2 separate regions of the Homo sapiens genome follow, and region 1 is linked to region 2. The links are chromatin loops, found by intact Hi-C in ENCODE. Cell type or tissue: PC-3. All regions are shown on one strand. Links, peaks and the distances in the headings refer to the core of each region. The heading gives the core; the rest is flanking DNA.

What was found. Peaks named below come from ENCODE experiments on the same cell type or tissue, not always from the same donor. Only the 100,000 strongest peaks of a DNase experiment are listed, where the experiment ranks them.
Region 1: it touches region 2 in a loop (6-fold over the local background); 4 of 110 quality-filtered maps call a loop at or near these places.

Annotation. Positions count from the first base shown.
Region 1 is chr11:129,219,269-129,230,932 of GRCh38, reverse strand. It overlaps a transcript of ARHGAP32 not described here. Among named protein-coding and RNA genes, the nearest start is that of ARHGAP32, 33 kb to the right of the region's middle. In PC-3, for the core only: no CTCF peak of the experiment used is centred there; DNase peaks (open chromatin) are centred at 5,522 and 6,232; H3K27ac peaks cover 1,972 bases.
Region 2 is chr11:129,138,216-129,149,879 of GRCh38, reverse strand. All of the region lies in intron 2 of ARHGAP32 (Rho GTPase activating protein 32), which reads left to right. Among named protein-coding and RNA genes, the nearest start is that of ARHGAP32, 48 kb to the left of the region's middle. RefSeq lists an enhancer at 5,939-7,138. In PC-3, for the core only: no CTCF peak of the experiment used is centred there; a DNase peak (open chromatin) is centred at 6,319; H3K4me3 peaks cover 2,193 bases; H3K27ac peaks cover 3,375 bases.

The DNA of each region.
Region 1 (11,664 bases), core at 2,273-10,272, 80 kb before region 2:
GAACTCCTGACCTCAAGTGATCCGCCCACCTTGGCCTCCCAAAGTGATGAGATGACAGGTGTGAGCCACCGTGCCTGGCCAAAATGATTACTTTATGGTATTGGATAATATATTAAATTTTGGGCTCTTTTTTATGGATTTTTATATTTTACAAGTTAACCAGTTATTGATTTGATGTATGATGTTTGATATGGTTCCTGTTGAAATAATTTAGCTCAAAGATATTTTAAAAAGTTTTACTCTCAGGCACATACTTATTGTGAAATATTATACATGAGAAATAATATTTTAAAAATATATTCTAGTTTAATTTGATGTCACTAATATAGCTTGGAGAAGACACAATGCCTATACTAAACTTGTTTGCTTTTTCCATATTTAACAAAATATTGTGAGATATTTTATAACCAAATTTTAAAAAAGTAAGTAGAATAAAACAGTAAATATGTTATGGAATATAATTGCATCATTGTATGTTTCTGCTTGTATTCTCACTGTAAACTCAAATGAGAGAGATTAGGGAGAGGAAAGACAAATGCTTCCTGACTTTTATCCACGTCCAAAAACAACTACTTTTTTCAATAACATCTGAAACATTTCCTCAAAGACATGGATGGTGGATTTGGGAAACAAGTAATTTCTTTTAAAGTAGATTTTATTAAATAATTTGGATTGGCCAAGCAGTATAATGTTAAACTTTAGGTTTTTCTCAACCTGTATGTTACAGTAATTATTTCTTTTACAAGAGTGCCACCCAATGTCCCAATTCTTCAGTAGCATATAACTTCGTTTTTCATTTAGCAGCTTAAAAATATATTAAGGCTGCGCACAATGGTTCGTGCTTGTAATCAGCACTTTGGGAGGCCGAGACAGGCAGATCGCTTGTGCCCAGGAGTTTGAGACCAGCCTGGGCAACATGGCAAAACCTTGTCTCTATAAAAATTACAAAAATTAGCCAGGTGTGGTGGCATGCCTGTGGTCCCAGCTACTAGGGAGACTGAGGTGGGCAGATCACTTGAGTCGGAGAAGGTTGAGGCTGCAGTGAGGGGATCGCGCCACTCTACTGCAGCTTGGGTGAGTGAGACCCTGCCTCCCACCCCCAAAAAAATTGTTGCTTGGAATTGGGCCATATTAATGTTATGCATATATATATCTTAATATTCAGACTGTTCTACCAAAAGTGATGCAAGTGAAAATCCTTAAGTAATTGGATTTTTAAAAACATTGATTCATTTTAAGGGATTCAGATATATCGTGGTTTTCCTGTGGCCCCTAGCCTAGTCGATAGCCTCTCCACTACGCTACCTTTTGTGTTCTTAGAGCTCTATAGACTTTTCAGCCTTAAATTTGCAGTTAAGGCAGCATTGGGATTGCACAGTAGTGGTGATAGTGGTGGTATAGACTTAACATAGTGTAAAAACGATATGAATTAGCTCTTTGATAATTGGTAGCATTTGATAATTGAGCGAGTAGTAAAAAGTTTAATTAGGGGAAAAAGTTTTTTCAAAGGTTCACTAATTAATATAAACATAACTTCCAGAAAATTATTTAAATAATATAATTTGTATATATTTTTTCAAATATTTCAAATATTTACATGTGACCTCTGCCTTAATTATAAATAAATTGCATCTGTTTATACAAATTCCCTTTGGTTTTCTGTCAGTACACACTTTATAAGTATGTGAGGTTAGTAAGTTAATGAAGACTAATGTTTTGCAATAATGCCCAAGTTAAGCCAAAAGAATAGTATAATTAAAAGCCTATATTTGACAAAAGCAAGTTCAGTTAAGATAATTGTATTCTTTAAAATACAGAGTTTAGATTTTTGTAAATCCAGAAACTTGTCCAGGTGGTACAGCATTCTGTAAAAAACATAAGGCTTAAATTTTAACTTTTTTCCCCTTGTTCTGCGTCCTAGGGTAAGTGATGTAATAACTCACAACCTTATGTGAATTGGGCATAGCCAAATGTACCTTCATAGGTGGTTGTGACTATTTAATAAAATTACGTGTATTATTTAATGGAGTTTATTGCCAATTTTGTTATCTTTTTTTACATTTAATTTTACTTTTAAGTTCTGGGATACATGTGCAGGACATGCAGGTTTGTTATGTAGGTAAACGTATGCCATGGTGGTATCCTGCACCTGTCAACCCATCACCTAGGTATTAAGCCTGCATGCATTAGCTACTTATCTTGATGCTCTCCCTTCCCCCACTTCCCCAACAAGCCCCAGTGTGTGATGTTTCTCTCCCTGTGTCCATGTGTTGTCATCATTCAGCTCCCACTTAATAGTGAGAACATGTGGTATTTGATTTTCTGTTTCTGTGTTGGTTTGCTGAGGATAATGGCCTCCAGCTCCATCTATGTCCCTGCAAAGGACATGATCTCTTTCCTTTTTATGGCTACATGGTATTCCAATTTTGTTATCTTTTAAATGGGTTAAAAATAGTTAATTTTGTTGTCTTTTAAAAGGAAGAATCAATTTTGTTACCTTTTAAAAGGACTAACTTTTGGTTTTGTTGATTTTACTCTTATTTTTTTCTGTTCTCCATTTCTTTCTGCTCTGATACCTTTACTATTTTTATCTGCTTGCTTTGAATTTAGTTTGTTCTTTTACCAGTTTTTAAATTTTAGGTTATTGATGTGAAATCTTTCTACTTTTTAAAATACAGGCATTTACAGCTATACATTTCCTCTAAGTGTGGCTTTCATTACATCTCATTAGTTTTGGTGATTGTGTTTTTGTTTTCATTTGTCTCAAAGTATTTTCCTATTTCCCATCTGAATTCTTTTTTGACCTATTATTTAGGAGTGAGTTTAATTTCCACTTACTTGTATATCTCTCAGATCTCCTTGTTATTAATCTCTAATTTTGTTCCATTGTTTTTAGAGAGCGTAGTTTGTGTGATTTCAGTCCTTTTAAATGTATCAAGATTGGTTTTATGACCTACCACATGTTCTATCCTAAAATGTTCCATGTGCACTTGAGAAGAATGTATATATTATTGTTGTTGGGTAAAATACCCTGTAGGTGTCTGTTAGGTCAGGTTGATTTACAGTGCTGTTCAGGTCTCTATTCCTTGTTGACCATTTAATTATTTTATCCAATACTGAAAGTGGGATACATGTCTCTATTATTGTTGCATTGTCTATTTGTCCTCTGAAATCTGTCAGTTTTGTTTCATGTATTTTGGGTGTCTGTTGTTGGATGTCTGCTACAAATTTACCTCTATCATTCTAAAGTATCCCTTGTCTCTAGTAACAGTTTTTTTCTTAAAGTCTTATTTTGTTAGATGTTAGTGTAGCCATTTTCATCTCTCCTTTTGGTATTGTTTTCATGAAATAGCTTTTCCATCCTTTCACTTTCAACCTATTCATGTCTTTATATTTAAAGTGTGTTTCTTGTAGAAAGCATATATTTGGATCATGTTTAGTTCAGTTTTTTTTTTTTTAAACTGTCAATGTAATGTTTAATTGGAATATTTAGTCTTTGTACATTTAATGTGGTTACTGATAAGATAGGATTTATTTCTGCCATTTTGCCATTTGTTTTCTATGTCTTACGTAATTTTTTCCCATTTTTCCTCCGTTATGGCATTCTTTTTTGTTAGATATTTTCCAGTGCATAATTTTAATTTCCTTATCTTGTATTTTAGTATATTTTTTGAGTTATTTTGTTAGTGGTTGCCCTGGGGATTATAATTAACAATTGAAAATTTAATTTATAACACTCTAGTTTGAATTAATACTCACTTAATTTCAATAGTATATAAAAACTTTGTTCCCATATAGTGCCTTCCCTTCCCCTTCCTTTGTACTGTTATTTCATACAAATTATTCTTTATACATCATGTACCCGTTAACCAAATTTATGATTTGCTCTGTGCAACAGTCTTTTAAATTAGGTAGAAGAAGAAAAGAAAAATAAAATATAAGCAAAAATACATTTATACTGTCATTCATACTTACCTATGTAGTTAGCTTTACCTGTGCTTTTTATTTCTTCATCTGCATTTGAGTTAATCTAGTGTTCTTTTATTTCAGTCTGAAGGACTCCCTTTATTATTTCTTGTGGGGCAGATTTTCTAACTACAAATTCTCTTAGTCTCTGTTTATCTGAGAATGTCTTAATTTCATCATATTTGGTGGATATAGTGTGTTGTGTGTCTCTTGTAGAAACATATACTTGGATCATGTTTTTTTCTTTTTTAACCATTCTGTCAATGGAATGTTTAATTGGAATATTTATCCATGTACATTTAACGTAATGACTGATAAGATAGGATTTACTTCTTCCATTTTGCTGTTAGTTTTTTATGTGTCTTGTTAACAATTTCTTTTTTCCCTTTTTTGTACTGGAAAATATTTAACAGAAAAGAATGCCATAATGGAGGGAAGAAAGGGGGAAAATGACATTGTTTCACAAGTCTTGATTGACAGTCATTTTTCTTTCAGCACTTTGAATACGTAATTCTACTGCCTTCTGGCCTCCATGATTTCTGATCAGAAACCAGCTGTTAATCTTATGGAGGATCCCTTGTATGTGATGTGTCACTTTTTTCTTGCTGCTTTGTCTTTGGATAGTTTGATTATGGTATGTAGGTGTGGATCTTTTTGAGTTTATCCTACTTGGAGTTTGTTTTGGATATACAGATTTTAATGCTTTTCATCAAAGTTGTAAAGGTTTTGGCCATGATTTCTTTAAATAGTCCTTCTGTTCCTTTCTCTCCTCCCCTCTCACTGTATGTATGCAAGTGTGCTTGATGGTGTCCTACAGTTCTCTAGGCATTGGTCCTTTATCTTCATTTTGTTTTCTTTCTGTTTTTGGATTAGATAATCTCAATTGACCTATCTTCATATTTGAAGAATTAGATAATCTCAATTGACCTATCTTCATATTTGAAGAATTTTTCTTCCATTTTCTCAGATTTGCTGTTGAGCCCTTCTAGTGAATTTTTCATTTCAGTAATTGTACTTTTCAATCCTGAATTTCCGTTTGGTTCTTATAGCTTTTTAAAAATATTCTCTATTTGGTGAAGCATCATTCTCATACTTTCTTTGCACAGTTTCCTTTAGTTCTTTGAACGTATTTAAGATAATTGATTTAAAATATTTGTCTAATACAGCCAACATCTGGGTTTCCTTAAGGTCAGTTTCTATTGATTGTTTTTCCCTCTATGTATAGGCCATACTATTTTATTTCTTGGCGTGTCTTGTAATTTTGTTGTTGTTGTTGAAGACTGGACATTTTATATAATATAGTGGGGTGGCAACTTTGAAAATCATATTTGGCTCCAGGATCCTTATTGTTGCTGTTTGTTGTTTTTTATTTGTTAGGTGACTTTTCTGTAATCTGTAAAGTTTGTATTCTCTGTGCATGGCCACAGAAGTCTGTTCAAATGGCTTTGTGGTCAGCTAGTGATTGTACAGATTTCCTTAAACTCCTGGGACCAGTCATTTTCCCAGTTTTTGCTGAGAGGCTCTTTGTGTGTGTTGGTACACTCCTTTAACAGTCATCCAGACATTTGATAACTTTGCTTAGCCATCACTTCCTTCTTGCACAGAGCCTCTGAGTCAGTCTTGTCCGGACTTCTTTGAGCATGTACACAGTTCTGAGCATACACACAGCCCTGTACATGTGAATAGACTTTGAGATTTTCAGGAATATGTCTAAACTTTTCAAAGTCTCCATGGGCATCTTACTTCTCAGTTTTTTCTTTTAAGCTTTTTCATTAGTGTATTTATCTTTGTCCTACTGCTTTCTACCATTTCAGGCAGCCACAACATTAAATAATTGCCTCAAAATACTTTTTTTCTTTGCAAAACAGGCTCTCACCCTTCACTCAGGTTGGAGTGCAGTGGCATGATCATAGCTCACTGCAGCCTTAAACTCTTTGAAGGTATCCTCCTGTGTCAGCCTCTCAAGTAGCTGGGACTACACGTATGCACCATCATACCTGGCTAATATTTAATTTTTTATAGAGATAGAGTCTTGCTATGTTGTCCAGGCTGGTCTCAAACCCCTGACCTTAAATGATTCTCCTGGTTCAGCCTCCTAGAGTGTTGGGATAACAGGCATGAGCCACCCCACCTGGCCCTCTAAATATTTTAGGCAAATGCTTGTGGGGAAGAGATTTTTTTTTTTTTTTTTTTTTTTTGCTCTAGCCAAGCTGTGAGTCAGGTCAAATAAAGACAGTCCAAGTAGCGTGTTTGAGGATGTCACCGGATAGGTTGATATAATGACAGTTCTCTGGGAATGAGGCTTTGAAGGCACTTAAAATCCGTTGGTGGCTGCCAGGCTCCTGGCTTTCAGTGGTATTATGTGTTGCTGGTTTTCATGGTGACTGTGGAGCTGCAGATCAGAGGGAAGGAATAGGGTAAGTTGAAATACCATTAAATTTGCTGTTCTTACGGAGATTCAGCTGTTTTTCTTGAAAAAATGTTCCATGGATTGCTGCAAGCTTTTAGTTAATTTCCAGAATTTTGAAAAAGTTAAGGAGAGAATTTTCAGAGGTACTCACTCTACTGTTTTCACTGATGTAATTCTTATGGCTGTTACTTAAACCTCAATAAATGTAGGTTCCTTTCCTTCACTGTCATTGGTTTGAACTACCAAGATTTTAATACATGACCATTCTGTTTTAGATATTTTACAATCTGGATTTAGATCCTACAAGCCTTCTGAAATTTGAATCTCTTGCCATATATTCCAGCCCAATTCTGAGAATTCTGCAACCATGACAGAATGTGGATGGTGTAGTGCATAGGACATTGGTGCTGACATCTGTTGTCTTTACTGCTTTCCTGTCTGAATGCAAAACCTCAGTTAATGGACAACAGTGCACTTAGATCAGCTGTTTCTTGGTTTTTATTTCATTATTTCGTCATCACCATGGAGCCTATCAGCTCTTCACTTGTACTCAAGAAGAAAGCCAACAAGTGAATTGAGTTGGTATCTTTTTATTTCCACCCTGACGTTTCTGGTACTGCTTCTTCATATTTACTTCAAGTAGTCCCAAAATGTGATTTAAGTATCTTATCTGGGCAGATGTCTAGTGGATTCTTTCTTTGGCTGAAACTTTGTTTCTGGTGAGTATCATAGACATTATTCATCTTAATTGCTTAATGTTCTTTGGGAAATCCTGGCATGTAGAAATCTCTTTGGCTCTCTCTGACAGGAGTATTGAATTTACTTTTTGTTTTGCTGTGGATCAGCTGTCTTTTACTTCTTTAGCTGTTTTTTAAAAATGAATATTTGGTATTTAAATTGGTATCTAAACCAGATCTTTATTTTAGATTTTTAAAAGGTTAGTGAAAACATCTGTATTCATAAAAGTAAGCAAACATCTTTTCCACATTTTTCTCCTAAACTATGCCAAGATTATATCTTGAAAATACACTAACTTTCTGTTTTCCCACTACCATTCCTGCCATCACCCAGCCTTCTGCCACCCCTCCCTAGAGTCTATTTCACTGCCTATTATATCCGTCCTGTGCTGCAGCACTCAGTCATGAATTGTCAGGACAAAAGGAAAATGTAAGAAACAAATAAAAGCACTCTTCAATTCCACTGGTACCACAGCTAAGCTTTATGTAGTTGGCTAATGATAAATTTTGAACTGTTTAAACATTCCAAGCAAGCTAGAGGTACAGAGTAGCTAAAATTCAGTCTACTTATATTTGTTCAGTAAGGAAGCCACTAGCCATATGTGGTTATTGAGCCCTTGGGATGTTGCTATTCTGAATTAAAATGTGTACTGTAAGTGGAAAATTCAAGCTGTGTTCAAAGACTTAGTATGAAGAAAGAATGTAAAATCTCATTAATTTTAGAATATTGATTACACATTGAACTGATAATGATTTGGATGTATTGAGTTAGACAAAATATATTACAACAATTAAGTTTACCTTTTAAAAAAGTTTTATTAAAGTAGCTACTAAGAAATTTAAAACAATATATACCACTTGCATTATTTCTATAGTATGACACAGCACTGCACTAGATCCTTGCTAGTCAAGGGGATACTGCAATATCCTTTTTCTACCCCCAGAATACAGCATCTCCCGACTCCAGCCATACTCAGTCAGAATCTGCATTTTAGTAAGATCCCCATGTGATATCTTTTTACATTAAAAGTTTGCAAACAAGAAGTATTGCACTATTAGATTGCTGCAGGATGAACAGATTTACAGGAAAAATTTTGCATAAAATCAGTTACCAGAGAGGTTGCACTTAAAGAGTACTAAAAAGTAGGTTGTGAATGAGAACAGTGACAACAGGTTTTCCCAGGTGTATTTCTGTTTAAACTCTTGGAAACGAGGGTAACTATCTTTCTCTTCTCCCTTTTGCTATATCAGTTTATTCCCTGGATATAACCTTTCTGGACCATGCAGAAATTTATTTCCTGTGAATTATTTTTACACTTAATTAGGGTGTAATTCTACTTAAAATTTGAGAAAACTTCCTGTGTCTTGTAGTGTAGCAGGGCATAGCTTTTGGCAATTAAAACATCAAGGTTGAAGTTCTCCGGCTTTTTTACTTAGTAGCGTTGTGTCCTTGGGAAAGTTGCTTAACCTGTCTGAACCTATTGCTTAACCTGTCTGAACTTGGACACTGAAGAAAAAACACTAAGATACCAGCTTTCATATACTTGCTGGTAAAACTGGACCAAGTTAATTATCACTTGGTCTCTTTGAGGGTTCTGTAACTCTTAGGTTCACTTGTCACGTTTCTTCTTGATGAGGGAATATGCTTTAGAGTAGCAAAAGAGACCAGTACTGCTTAAAATATTTGATCAATGCTGAAGGTAAATGAATGCTTCAGATGCTGCTGTTTCTTCATCCTGTTGCTCAGTAAACTCCAATAGTAGCTATAGTTGTCAATATTTCAGAAGTAATTGGTCCCACAGTGCCTATCTGCAGGATTCTTTGGGTCCTGCATATTCACAATGTCCCTGAGTAAAGAGGGCCAGTGACTCAGTGAGGTCTTGGAAGGAAAGAGAAGATTCGAGTGTCCACAAGTAACATACTGTGGGTACGTCCAGGAGGAGCAGAAAGAAAGAAGAGGGTTGGAGCATAGGGTCCCATTGCCTACTATTTAAAAAAATTTTTTTTAGAGGCAAGATCTTCTTCTGTCATCCAGACTAGGGTGCAGGGGTGTGATCATAGCCCACAGCAGCCTGGACCTCCTGCCCTTGCCCACTATTGGCCTCAGCTTTAGGTTGAGGCTCTCCTCCGGAAAGCCTGTTTGTCCTCTACTGCTTGTACTCTTCCTCATTTCTTCAGTATTCACCATTGCAGGATGGGTGCAGAGAGCCCTGGAGTTTCTGGGGCGCAGCTCAGGACTGGGATTGGTTCCACTCATCTCTGCTGCCTATGAATTTTTACCATAAACACACACACACACACACACACACACACACACACACACACACACACACACACACAGTAATGACAATTACAAAGCTTGTTTCGATTGTAATGGGGTTTTAGGAGGGAGCAAAATTAAAATGCATATTTCAGCCCACCCCTTCCTTTAGAAGTCTAGTTCATTGTCTGATTTCTTTTAAATTTGTTCTTATTCATTAATAAATAGAAGTTTGTGATGTTTAATTGACATTAAAAGTTCTATTCAATTAAAATGGATATGGTGGTTATCTTATTATTGTCTTTGCTAGAAACTTTGCCTCCTTAAAATAAGACTTCATGGCTTCGCATAGATTTTATTTTTGCGGGCAGTATCATTTTCCAGTTTTCTTTATATCATACTGGGAAAATTATGTGTCTGAAAATATCGGTGTCCTCAGCTTCCAGACATTATTTCTTTCATTTTTTTCTGTAGACTTTTTTTTTTCCTAGTTAGAATATATAGCATCTTCTGAGCTGTATTTGAAACATCGCTTCACATTAGAATCACCAAGGGAGCTTTTAATAAATAATGATACCCTCTCTTTATCCCTAGAGAATCTGGTGTAGTTGGTGAGATTCAGGTTTTGGTATGTTTTAAAGGCTCCTTAGGGAATTGTAATGTGTAGTTAGACTTCAGAACTGTTGTGCCATTGAATTGAGTTTAACCTGTAAAATAGTTGTAAAAATGAATAAAATATAACTTGGAGCAAATATGTTACCATTACAGAGTCTACACAAAAACAGTTACTAGGCTTTAATGTAAGAGAATCACCTACAAGTTCTTAAACAGTGCGGCTTTCTGAGTCTTAACTAGTTTACTAGTTCTAGAGTGGAGCCTAGAAACCTGCATTTTTAATTGCTTTGCAGGTCATTGTGATGCAGATGGTTCACAATCCACTGCATCAAACCAAACTGGATTCTAATCAGAGGGTATGTGTTTATTGAGGAATCTGTATCTTCTCATGTTGAGAAAACTTGACCATGGCAAGTAAAAATTTATGTATTCTCCTGTACTTGGGGAATATGTACTCTACTTAGGTTTTGGACAGTTTTTGAGTGACCTTTTGTTTTCTGTTGTACTGATGCATTAAAGCTAAAATATATGTATTTTTCCATTCCCCCTTGCTTCCAAAGTTTATTCACGGATTTTCATTGTTAGTATCAGTCACACTTAGAAAAATTCTTAGTTCTGTGCCGTATACAGACCCTTCCTTTTGCCTTAAAATTTAACTGTGTTGATTTATCTTTTTTTCCTCCCACATTCTCTGTGCTCCTGGACACTCCAAATGGTGAATAAACATACTGAAGGGATTTAAGCTACATTATCTCAGTTAATGATATTCTGGTTTAAAAAAAGTTGATCCATTCTGGAGAATGTTTCAGATATAGGGAAAACATATTCATTGTTAAGTGATCTGGTCTGTCTGATCTAGTTTTCTAAAGTAATTTATGCAAGTGCTATAGTTTCAGGAACCTCATTTGCCCAAAGTAGAATTTCTTCTCACTTTTTGTCCTTGAGCTTTAGGGTAGAGAAATGTGTTTGAAAACTGTATGGCCAGGTTTTATTTTTTCATGTCAAGATGGTTATGGATTATTCTGCTTGAAGCCTGGCAGACTAATTATGTGGGATTGAGAATGAACATTGTGTGTGTGTGTGTGTATGTGTGTAGTTAATGTGAATATTAATAACCTCCAGATGTTATTTTTGTTTGTAAGTAGGAGCATGTCTCTACTTTTTTCACTCTGGGAGACAATTGTGTGGCAGAAAAAGTGCTCTTGTGAAAGCGTCAGGCAAGAAGTCTTAAGTGCTTATCTTTATGCATAGTATGCTAATGTTACTGAAATTATAAAAAATGAGAAAAGTTTGAAAAATTACTGTAGAAATATTTCTGGGCCAGAAAAATAGAGACTATGACCAGCTAGTCTGAGAGATTGCCAGACAGTGTGATTTTTGCTGGTTTGCAAGACTTTAGTTCTCTACTCTTGTGTGCTGCTTATGTGAAGCATAAATTGCATGACAGATCTCAGAAACAGCCAAAACATTAGTTTAAATTTTCTCGTTTATCATTTGTGAGGATAGGAATACTAGAAAAGTTACCAAAAAGGTGTCTCAGCTTGAACTCAGTAAAACAGAATGGAAGGAAAAGATATGCTTTGTAAATTCATAACCATTTTTATCATTGATAATTACAACTATCTCAATAGCATGGATAAAGAATGAGAGAATGATTTTTGTATATATAGTCCTAG
Region 2 (11,664 bases), core at 1,637-9,636:
TACATTGGTTTTCACATTTTTCTGGTGTCTTCTTGATTAGCTTTACAATCAACCTTCTGATATTTTTTTTTTCTTCTGGCAAATCAGAGAGTTCTTCTAGGTACAGATCCATTGTTAGGGAGCTGGTGTGATCTTTTGGTGGTAGTGTAGAATCCTGTTGTGTCATATTCCCAGAATTACTTTTCTGGTTCCTTCTCATTTTGGTAGTCTGTTTAAGTGGAAAGGTGTGGAACTCAAGTCTTAATGTTCAGATTTCCTTGTCCCATGGGGTGATCCCTTGATGTGGTGCTCTCCCCCTTTTCTTGAGGATGGGGCTTCCTAAGAGCTGGACTGCAGTGAATCTTATTTCTCTTCTGGGTCTAGCCACCCAGCAGGACTACCAGGCTCTGCGCTGGTGCTAGGGAATGTCTGCAAAGAGTCCTGTGATGTGATCTGTCTTCAGGTCTCCCAGGCATGGATGCCAGCACTTGCTTGGATGGAGGTGGCAGGGGAGTGAGGTAGACCCAGTCCTTGGTTGTAGATACGTTTAGTGTGCTGGCTTTCTCGAATGCTGGTTATGCTAGCAGTAAAGTTGTCAAATGGAGAGACTAAGGACCATTGGTTAGCCAGGATGTTGTGGGCAGTGGAATTAGCTATTGTCTTCTTCTTCCTGGCAGCAAGATTATTCTGTCATAAGTTGCTGTTATGGCCCAAGTAGATTGGCCTCCAGCCTGTGGGTGGCATTTTCAAAAGAGCATCAGCTATAGTAGTAGTAGGGGGATCTGTGCTTGCCCTGCATTGGCCAGGATAAGGATTTTAGTTTGTCAGGTGATGGATGGGGCCATAAAGCCCCCAAGAGTTTCTATCTTTTGTGTTTGGCAACCATGGAAAATAGAGAAATACCATCAGGTTGGGGCTGGTTTAGGTGGGTCCAAGCTTAGACTTTCCTTGGGTGAGGCTTGCTGTGGCCACTGTAGGGGATTGAGGGGGTGGTTCTCAGGCCAATGGGGTTATGTTCCAGAGGGGCTTTTGGTTGCCTCTGTTGTTCTATATAGTTTCTCAGGGAAATGGGTGATAGCTGTAGCAAGAGGCCTTACCCAACTCCCTCATAGTTGGTGAGGCTGGCCTGGCTCCTGCAGTGCCCCACTCAGAACTTGCCCCAGGCTGTGAGCTTTCCTGCTGAGAAAGCAAGCATGGCTTTCCCACCTTGCCCCTCCCTGTCTGTCACCAGTGGCTCCTACGTTTGTATCTGAAGCAATTCCTGTTTGCCTCCCAGATTCTGCTCAAGGAAATTCACGCCCAGTCAGAATTACTACTTATTTCAGTAGGAAGCTTTCTCTGTCCTGTGATCCCTCCCTAATTCTGCTGCCTGCCTTCCCTGAAGGCCCCTGTGAGGTATAGTTGGGGATGGCTTCCCTGGGCTTGAGCTGGAGACTGGGAGTACATGCAAGTCACTTCCTCTCACTGCTGTTTCCACTTTTATGTTTTTCATGAGTCCTTAAATTTGTTTAAGCTCTAGGTAAGTTTAAATCATTTTCCTGTAATCTGGATTTATGGATTCTCCAGTGGGGTTGTGTGTTCAGAGGCAGGTTTTCTCCCTCTCATACTTTGGGAACTCAGTTTTTTGCCTGTCCTGTGCAATTTGCAGTGGCATGCTGCTTCATTCAAAGATCTTTGAATTCTTTTGATTTTCCTGATACATTTCTTTGGTGGTTCTTGGAGCAAAAGATCATGGTAAAGATCATGGTGTTCTCCACACACTGTTCTGTCTGTCCAAGTGGGAGCTACACGTTAGCATTGTCTGCTATCCACCATCTATCTTGTCCCTAAGTCTATTCATGTAAGTAACTTAAGATGTAAGGCTTTCCTAAAAGTTTCAGATGGGAAATAGTTTTATTTCACTTCTTATAGTATGCTGTTCCTATCTGTATCATGATGCTTTCCTTATTGTATTAATCTAGTTGAATAGTAATGTCTTTGTCTCCCTACTAGGTTGTGAGCTCTTTGAGGAAGGGTAGGGGTCATCTTGTTTTCATTTTATTGAAGGATAAAGTTTAAAAGAGGATATAATCATGACTCTCATAGAAATATAGAATGAGCACAAGCCAAAGATATTTAACTCATTATTAATGAAAGAACAAGTCAGTTGTTAAAAGTGGTTCAAAGGAGAATTCAAAAATTACCATACTCTTATAGAGCAACCATTCTAAAATGCATGCATATGGATGTAAATCTGGCAAAACTGTTCTGTTTCACTGGGTACAGTTTGCATTTCTGTGGATAGGAATGATCTGTATTACTCTCATTTTTCTATAAGGCAAGTTCCATCTCTGCAGAGTTGTAAAATAGCTGAATCAAAAGACAAACAAAATCCCATACGCCTATGGAATCAGGCAATCCTCAGAGGTGCCAGCATTCCAGGGAAAGAACATTCAGTAACTTTTTTTGCCTCTTTTTCAATCCCCTACTTTTCCTACAATTTTTAAATCTTCAGTAAATCTGTATTGAATTTACTGAATGGAACAAAGGTGACATTAGTATTTCATGTGATGGTCTGTTTACTCTGTATTAAAATGTCATATGCTGTATACATATGAAATTACTGATTTCACTTCTGGAATCCACAGTGAATTGTCTAAGCACTTATGGAAAATACTATTTATATAATACATTTTAACATCTCATTATATTCTTATTTTATACTCTTATTAATTTCTTTATGTGTAAGCTCCTTGAGGGCAGGTGCCATAATCTTTCTTCTATTTAAAAAAATAAAGCATCACTCTGAATAAATAAGTGCAATGCTAGGTTGCAAAAGTGTGTAGTGAATGATGAAAACAGTATAAATGAGATTAGAGCCACAATTTTACTACCATTTCTCTCAAAAATCATACTGATTTTAAGCAATAAGTAAGTTAGGGACCCTTTTTTCTCAATAATAATCTAAGTGAAATATAACTTTGAGAGTGAAATTTTTTATTTAGGGAGCCCTTTATGGAGTATTTACACTCAATTCCATTTGGTTAATTTTTTAAATTACTTCAGAGATAAAAGGGCTTAAGTATTACATTTTTATTGATTTGTGTTATGACATCAGAATATTAGTTTTTTAATAAACATATCTAAAAAGGAGCTGGAAATTTTGGAACTTAAAAATTTAAGGAGTTTTATATTTATTATAGTCATTTAAAAATCAAAACAATGGTAAAAACCTAAAATGGGGCTCTATCCTTTTGTAATTTATGGTTATGTACTCTTCATAAATCTGTAACTAGATTCAGTATTTCAAGAAATCTAATAAAATGCTATAGTTTTTCTGAATTACTAAAAGTAAAATATTTACAGTTTACAGTGAGATTGTTTATCAATTAAATATTAGGCTCTTTCAGAAAATAAGATATTAAAATTATGAAGAGAAAGAAACCACGGAGAGTACTGAACCCTGTATATACTAATGTATGTGTAGCATATACAATGTGGATATGCTGGTGATGATTCATGTCCTGGCCAAGACAGAGCATAATACTGCAAGATTTCATTGCACTATTCGAAATGGCACACAGTTTAAAGCTTATGAATTATTTCTGGAATTTTTCATTTTACATTTTTGGACTGCAGTTGACTGTGGATAACTGAAATCATAGATAAGGTGAAATTTAGACTGGTTCTTTTTAACCCATCAACTTGTAAAAACATTTTCAATTTGAATAAAAGAAAAAGTATTTGCAAATGTTTTTTAAATCAGTATCCTTAGCTCTTTTATTCCTGTGTGATGTTTAACTGTTTATTTTGATTTATGAGTGAATTTTAATTCAGAGGACCTAGTGATGTTTATCATCTCAGTCTTTAAAAGCGGAATGTTTTATGTTATGTTGCTTTGTGAACCATCACAAATGTAACCATTGATTAATATGCAAAGCCCAGGTTTTGAATTTTTGCCAGTTTGTTTGGAGCTCTTCAGTAAACAACTGTTAAGTCTGTCTCTATCCTATCCTCTCCCGTGGTACGTCTTCTCTGGCTAAAGATTCTATGACTTCTCTGGCTAAAGATTCTGTGACTTCTCTGGCATGAATCAAGTGGTATTAATTATTGAAGTTATTTAATACGTTACTGAGAACTCTGATAGTTGGAGTCTATGAAATTGATAATTTTATAGGTCAAAATTTTAACAATTGGCAGTTTCATAACGTAAGGCCTATAACCGTTTGAATTGTTGAACCAATGCTTAAGCATGTGACTATTGTTAATCATTAAACTGAAAACTATATTTCAAGCATGCTCTTTAAGTTGTTAGGTGATCTGGATGTTGCTTTTACTGATATGATTTGTTGTATAGCCTTTCAAAAAATTTTTAAAACTTACAAGATATTCAAGGAAAAAACTACATGAAACATGCAGGTGGAGGGACAATGGTTCTTCTAGGTCTTACTTGGAGTGTCATGGTGGTCTAGGATCTTGCTATTTCTTCCTTTATTAGAAATTTTTCAAAATAAACATCTAGTTTGTGGTCTTTCTTTTCTTCTACCCTTCTTCTATTCATACTCTTTTCCCAGAATTTATATCATTTATATTTATAATATATCTTTAAATATTGCATGCACATTTTTACTAGTAAATCTAATGTACACAGAATTCAAGTGTAGAAAGAGATCAGTATCATTTTCTAGCAGCGCTGAAGACTGACAATAACTTACCATAATAAAGTACCTGTAAAGGTAAAGTTCTTAGAGTTTCATAGGAACCTTTGTATAAAATGTCTGGTAAAATTATATACATTGTTGGAACCCTGTATTTTTAGCGAGCCTTCTGAATTTAGGAGTATCTTTAATGATAAGGGACTGAGATGAAGGAAAGGATGAATCTCAGTTATAGAAAAGTATAACATTTAAAAGCTTTGCTAATATGTAAATGTGTTAATTTTAGGTTGATTAACCAGCTGTTGCCTAGCAGAGGAGTTGTGATTATTATGCTAATGGTGCTTTCTAATAGTTTTTTCCAAATTATTTTAAATATCGCCTCCGAATAATTTTTCCCTGTGGTTAATTGGCTCTCTGAGGAGATATTTTCTAGAAGTGAAGTTTAAGGCAACACCCTTGCTGCAGAAGAGCTAGTTTTATAATCACTTTCAGAAATCATGTTTTTTCCTTCAGTCTTCTCATCCTGTTGTTCCCACTCAAAATAGAGAATTGAATAAGAATAGTGATACAATTTACCCTTGGGGCTTATTTGATGGCTATTTCTGTGTTTGTGAATTACCAGCTACTGAAATTTACCTGTCACCTTCTTTGATTCCTGTTTCTGGTTTTTGGCACTTCCACATTGGTGGTGCTAGATAACACATGGGAGGATGTGTTCCTGAGCCTGGTCTGTGGTGCCCAGATATTAAGACATTAGGAAATATTCCCCATTTAGCACTATTTTTAGTTCAGAGCTCTTGAGTTTTCTTATATGTGAAGTGTTTTTTTAGTAAAATTGCTAGGCTGTTATCAAGTCTGATGGAGGTGCATAACGCTGAAAAGAATTTTGAGAGAAACCACTAAACAGCATTCACAGATTCGATTTAGAAAGTGTCTGTGTATTTTAAATAATTATTGCCATATTCTGTGGAGACTCATACCTGAACTCACAATATATAAACATGTAAAAGCCTAATTATTTTTTTCCTTAGTACTGTACAGTGATGATTTTTCTAAGGACCTGCAACAATTTTGAATAAGTAAAGAAAATTGTAGTTTGTTTTTAGCATTAAGTCTATTTTGTTATATCAAAATTCTTTTGCGGATATTCACACATGTAACTCAGTTATTTGAATTCCTTGTGACATACTTATTTTTTAAGAATCACTTTAGTAACATTGTTGTTCAAAATAATATAACACAGTTTTAATAAATCTATCTTTCTGATGGTACAATAGTTTCCTTCCATCCAAGGGGAATATGTTCCAAGACCCCCAGTGGATGCCTGAAACTGCAGATAGTAATGAACACTATATATACTGTGGTTTTTCTAGTACATATGTACTTGATAAACTTTAATTTATAAATTAGGCACAGTAAGAGATTTACAATAACTAATATAAAACAGAACAGTTATAATGATATACTGTTCACAGTTTCATGGATAGAAGGTTCATTCTTCCTGTAGATCTCAGCAGCCTCAGTGTATGATTTCTTTTCTTTCCTTATTAAGTTGAGAACTTCACCTTTTCACTTACAGAAGCACTTTCCAGCTCCTCTTTGTCATATCCATGTTGGCAGCATCACTCCTCTTGTGCTTTGGGGCTATTATTAAGTCAAAGAAGCGTGAGTTGAATACAAGCACTGCAATACCATGAGAGTTGGTCTGGTCACTGAGATGACTCCCAAGTGAGTCACCGGCGGGTAGTCCACAGTGTAGATGCACTGGACAAAGGAATGATTCATGTTCCAGGCGGGACGGAGTGGGGCGGTGCGGGACTGTGTGAGATTTCATCACATTACTCAGAACTGCATGCAGTTTAAAACTTATACATTGTTTTTTTCAGGAATTTTCCATTTAGTATTTTTTGACCGAGGTTGACCATGGGTAACTGAAACTGTGAAAAGTGAAATAACAGATAAAGGAGGACTACTTATTGGATTTCCCCTACATTGTCTCTGTTCTTTTTAAGAAAGGGGACAATACTTAGACCAATGGTAAAATCTTCTAAAACATGTCATTTCAGAAATTCATTATGTGTGTTTCTTATGGTTAAACTGCAGGAAACTGGCAGTCCTGTTTGCCTTTCTTGACAGCACAAATTTTGTATCAAAATCTCGTTTATTCAGTTGATTATATATATATATATATGCAGTTTTACCAGCATATAGACAGCTGCTATTTTTTTTTCTATTTAAGAGGCCAAATTTTTTTCCCCTTCATCACTATATTTTAAGCAGAAATGATATTTTTGTCACCATTTCAAGAAATATTTATAACATTAATCTAAAGCTTCTGTGACCTCTGTCAAATTCTGACTACAAATGATAAAGATAATACAATAAATAAAATTTGAATCTGTTAAAAAAAGTGAAAAGTGGCAAAAAGTCACTTTTTCCTCAGAATTATTTTCAGATGCTTTTTGTTAGCCTTATACAGAAAGAACACTTTGATCAAGTCTTATTATACTTTCCCCATGCATATTTTAGTGGTTTTTTTTTTTCCTTTAAGAAAAAGAGCAATCCTGGTCCACTTTGATAGCAGCATATACTTAACACTGATTGCATTTTGATGTCCTTTATGAATGTGTATTGGGTGATATTATTTCTGATTTTCCATGGCAATTTCAGATGTTTTATTGTTCTTAATTATTAACTACTCATTTTGATTAGTAGTTTGCCTTTCATGACAGTACAAATTTAGTATTGAAACCTTGTTTATTCAGTTGATCTCATGTATATAAATATACATATGTATGTTATTTGACTACGGTGCCTTGTCAAAGTATGAGAGCGTTTTATGTAAATGAACCTGTACTGTATATGTAATTATGTCTGTACTGTTCAGTAATTAATGTCATAGATCTGGAGTTGGGACATCCTACCTTCTGTCTGCTCTGTTCTCTACTGTAGGAGGCCGATCCTGGCAAATAACATTTCTCAGGCTCCTTTGCCAGCAGGCTTTTGGCTCGGTTTGGCAAATGGGAAGCACACGTGGAAGACAGGAGGGCGGAAAGAGGGGAAGAGCCGGGGTATTTCTTCCTCTCTTTTTCTGCCTTGAGAGGGGTCTCCACTACTGTTCAGATAGCTTATATCAGATAACTCATAATTTGGTTCAGTGATTAACAAAAAAATCTTTTTTACTACTATAACATGGGCAAATTTCTTCATAGAAGCATTTTTATTCTTGTTCTTTCCTGACCATAAATATGAATGCCTAGCTTTGCACATTGTAGTTATATAGATTATCTAATCTCATTGATTTATGACAGGTTGTTTTACATTTGCAAATGGTTGCTGTAAGTAATACGCAGAGGAGGAAGAAGCTAGCTTGTGACTTTCTCTTTCTCTCTTTCCTTTTTCTTTCCCTTTATCTCTTTTGCCCTTTCCCTTGTAAAAATAAAACATACAGAAAAGTGAAAAGAAAAAAAAAAGAGGCTTTCCCATAATCCTATTTCCCATGGTGGTGAGATTATTTTGGTATAGGCTTTTTACAATGCAGAGAGTTTTTTTTTTTGATTTTATATATTTTATTTTTAATTGTAATAAAATACACATAGTATTTACCATCTTAACCATTTTTTCTTTCTTTTTTTTTTTTTAATTATACTTTAAGTTCTAGGGTACATGTGCACAACGTGCAGGTTTGTTACATAGGTATACATGTGCTGTGTTGGTTTGCTGGACCCATTAACTCGTCATTTACATTAGGTATTTCTCCTAATGCTGTCCCTTCCCCATCCCCCTACCCCATGACAGGCCCCGGTGTCTGATGTTCCCTGCCTTGTGTCTATGTGTTCTCATTGTTCAATTCCCACCTATAAGTGAGAACATGCAGTGTTTGGTTTTCTGTCCCTTGCAATAGTTTGCTCAGAATCATGGTTTCCAGCTTCATCCATGTCGCTACAAAGGACATGAACTCATCCTTTTTTATGGCAATGCTGAGAGTTTTTTAACAGAACATCCGTATAAGCACATTTTTCCTTATACAAATGTCTTCAAATGGTTAGTTTCAAAGAATATTGCTTTGGGATATATTCTCCTTTCCCATCATGTCTGGGAATATGATTTTTAAAATAATTATGGACAATATACAATTTTATATTTCCTTGCTTTTCCATTTAAACATAAGCATTCTACCTGATTATTAAGGTGCTGTGCAGTGCAGGTGAAACTTCATATTCCCTATTGTATATTATGGGAGTTGCCATAGGTAAAGGAATTGGCAGTTTCACTGGAAGGAAAATATCTCTGAAAAAGACTGGCTAGTGGACACAGTGGTAGACACCTTGGAAGGGGGAATTAAAAAACGTTGCCATGGAAAGGGAAAGGAATTAAATTTTCCTCCCTTTAGGGGGAAAGAGTGTTGTCTTGAGAACTGCAGAATGGGATGTGGAACAGATTGTAGACTTCACACTTAAAATGCAAGATTGCCAGGGAGATAGGAGAGCTGGTTATTGAACTGTGTCAGATCTGTGTACCTCCCTCCAGTTACCTATCTCACCTGCAGAATTTGCTCCTTCCTCTAGGATTTGCCTTCAAGTGCATAGCTTACTCCTTTGAGGAAGCCTTAAGAAGGTGGTTTGGGATGGTACTGAAGTCATTGCATTCAATGGGGTCCTGGGAGTGCTGGGAGGCAAAAGCTTCTGAGGCTTTACATCCCAAGTCCTGGGAAAGAGTTTTACTTCCATGAGAGATAAAGGAGCATATAAAATCTGAGAGCACTCAGAAATTCCTAAGGTCTTAGATGTTGTTAGTATTTGTTTTTTGTTGAATATGTATAAGAAATTATCACAAGCTTAAGGGCTTAAAAGAATACCCATTTATTATCTCACAGTTCTGCATGTTAGAAGTCTGGGCAGGCTTAACTGGGTTCTCTGCTCAGGGTCTCCTAAAGCGGAAATCAAAGTATTGGCTGGGCTGGGTTCTCATCTGCAGATTCTGTTGGCAGAATCCAGTTCCTTATGGTTGTAGATCTGAGGTCCCTGTTTCCTTGCTGGCTGTCATTGTGGGAGGTGTGGTGGCATAACTTTTAGGGGCTGCATGAATTCCCTCTCATGTGACCCCCTCAGGCTTCAAAGCCAGGGGTGGTACTTGGTGCTTCAAATCTTTGACTTTCCCTTCTGCTACCAGCTGGAGAAAACTCTACTTTTGAAGTGCTCATGTGATTAGATTAGGCCTATCCAGATAATTTTTATATTTTAAGATCGACTGACCTGGGATTTTAATTACATTTGCACCCTCTATTCTCAGCAGTACCTAGATTGATTGAACAACCATGGGGTGGGAATCTTGGGGGGCAAGGGAGACCCTCTTTAGAATTTTGCCTACCACAGTCTTACATGTTTTCTCTGGTATTTATACTTCATAATATATTTAACGTGATAACATTGATATATTAGTTTGTTTTCATGCTGCTGATAAAGACATATTCGAGACTGGGAAGAAAAAGAGGTTTAATGGACTTACAGTTCCACATGGCTGGGGAGGCCTCACAATCATGGCGGAAGGCAAGGAGGAGCAAGTCATGTCTTAACATGGATGGCGGCAGGCAAAGAGAGAGAGCTTGTGCGGGAGAACTCTTTATAAAACTGTCAGATCTCGTGAGACTTACTCATTATAACGAGAACAGCACAAGAAAGACCCGCCCCCTATGATTCAATTAATTACCTCCCACTGGGTCCCTCCCATGACATGTGGGAATTGTGGGAGTTACAATTCAAGATCAGATTTGGGTGGGGACACAGTCAAACGATATCAATTGACATTTGTCAATGGAAATTACAGATATTTTAGAAATTTTAATTTCACTAATATACCATAAAATCGATTGGGCAGGGGAAGCATATATATAATCTGTTGTTGTTGATGTTAAATGAAAATGTTGATAAACATATTTAATGACTATACAGTAATAGGACATATTATTGCTGTTTAATTAATAAGACTGAGTTTTGTTATATATTTTTCATTTAGATTAATACCTTTATGATGAGTTTTGCTTTTTCTTTTTACTATTATTTTATAGGGAATTACTTAACTAATTAATATGGAGATTCCCAAATTACTTGCCAAAAGGGTTTTATTAATTCATATTCTAATAAGTAATGTTTAGCGACTTTTGTGCCATTGTTTTCAGTCTTAGAAAGTTTTAAAATATAAAATTTTGATAAGAGGAAAGCTATTTCTCATTGTTCTAATTTTTTATTTTTAAAACTTCATTGTTTCTGAACTTTTTATATGCCTGTTTTAGACATGGTAGGTTTTGTGATAAAAATCCAGTTCAAATTCTGTGATTAACACACTATGCAAATCTCTTCTTTCTTGGTCTCAGTTTCCTCTTTACAGTGGAATGTCTAAATGAGTTATCTTTCAACTCTGTGATTATGTTGAACATCTCTCAATACGCTATTTTGTTTTCTTAGTTAAAAATTGGTAATACTCATTGGTGTTCTGTTAATACCTGTCAGTATGGAGTTTATAGTGTTTTGAAAGGGTTAGACACATAAATAATATGGAGAGGATGGGCTTGTGGTGGGGCTGAATGTAGAAGTAGCCAGCTTTGTGGTTCTGTATCAGAACACAGTGTGTTAAACTACTTTTAAGTCAGTTTACAGTTACCCAGTCAATATTAGCACTTTGAATATGGGACCAAGATAACAAGCTATTTGAAAGATTCTTTAAAGGGTCTGTACAGTGGAGGAATGGTAGAATATTTTTTTGGATTAGGAAACAGTGAAGTAGACAGAATAAAACATTGCTAATTCCTAGTTTTGCAAGTTTTCCATATCAAATTGTATTTTCCTGAAATGGATGAACTGTTCTCTATGTGGTTTAACTGGTTCAGATTATAGGGATACAAATATTTCCCTTGTTAGAGATGCTCTACTTTTTAAGACGGCATTGTTCTTTTTTTTTTTTTTTTTTTACCAGTAAGGGTATACTTGTGGCTTATATTAAGCTTGTGGTAAACTATAGATCTCAGATCTTGTTACATGAATTCTTGTCA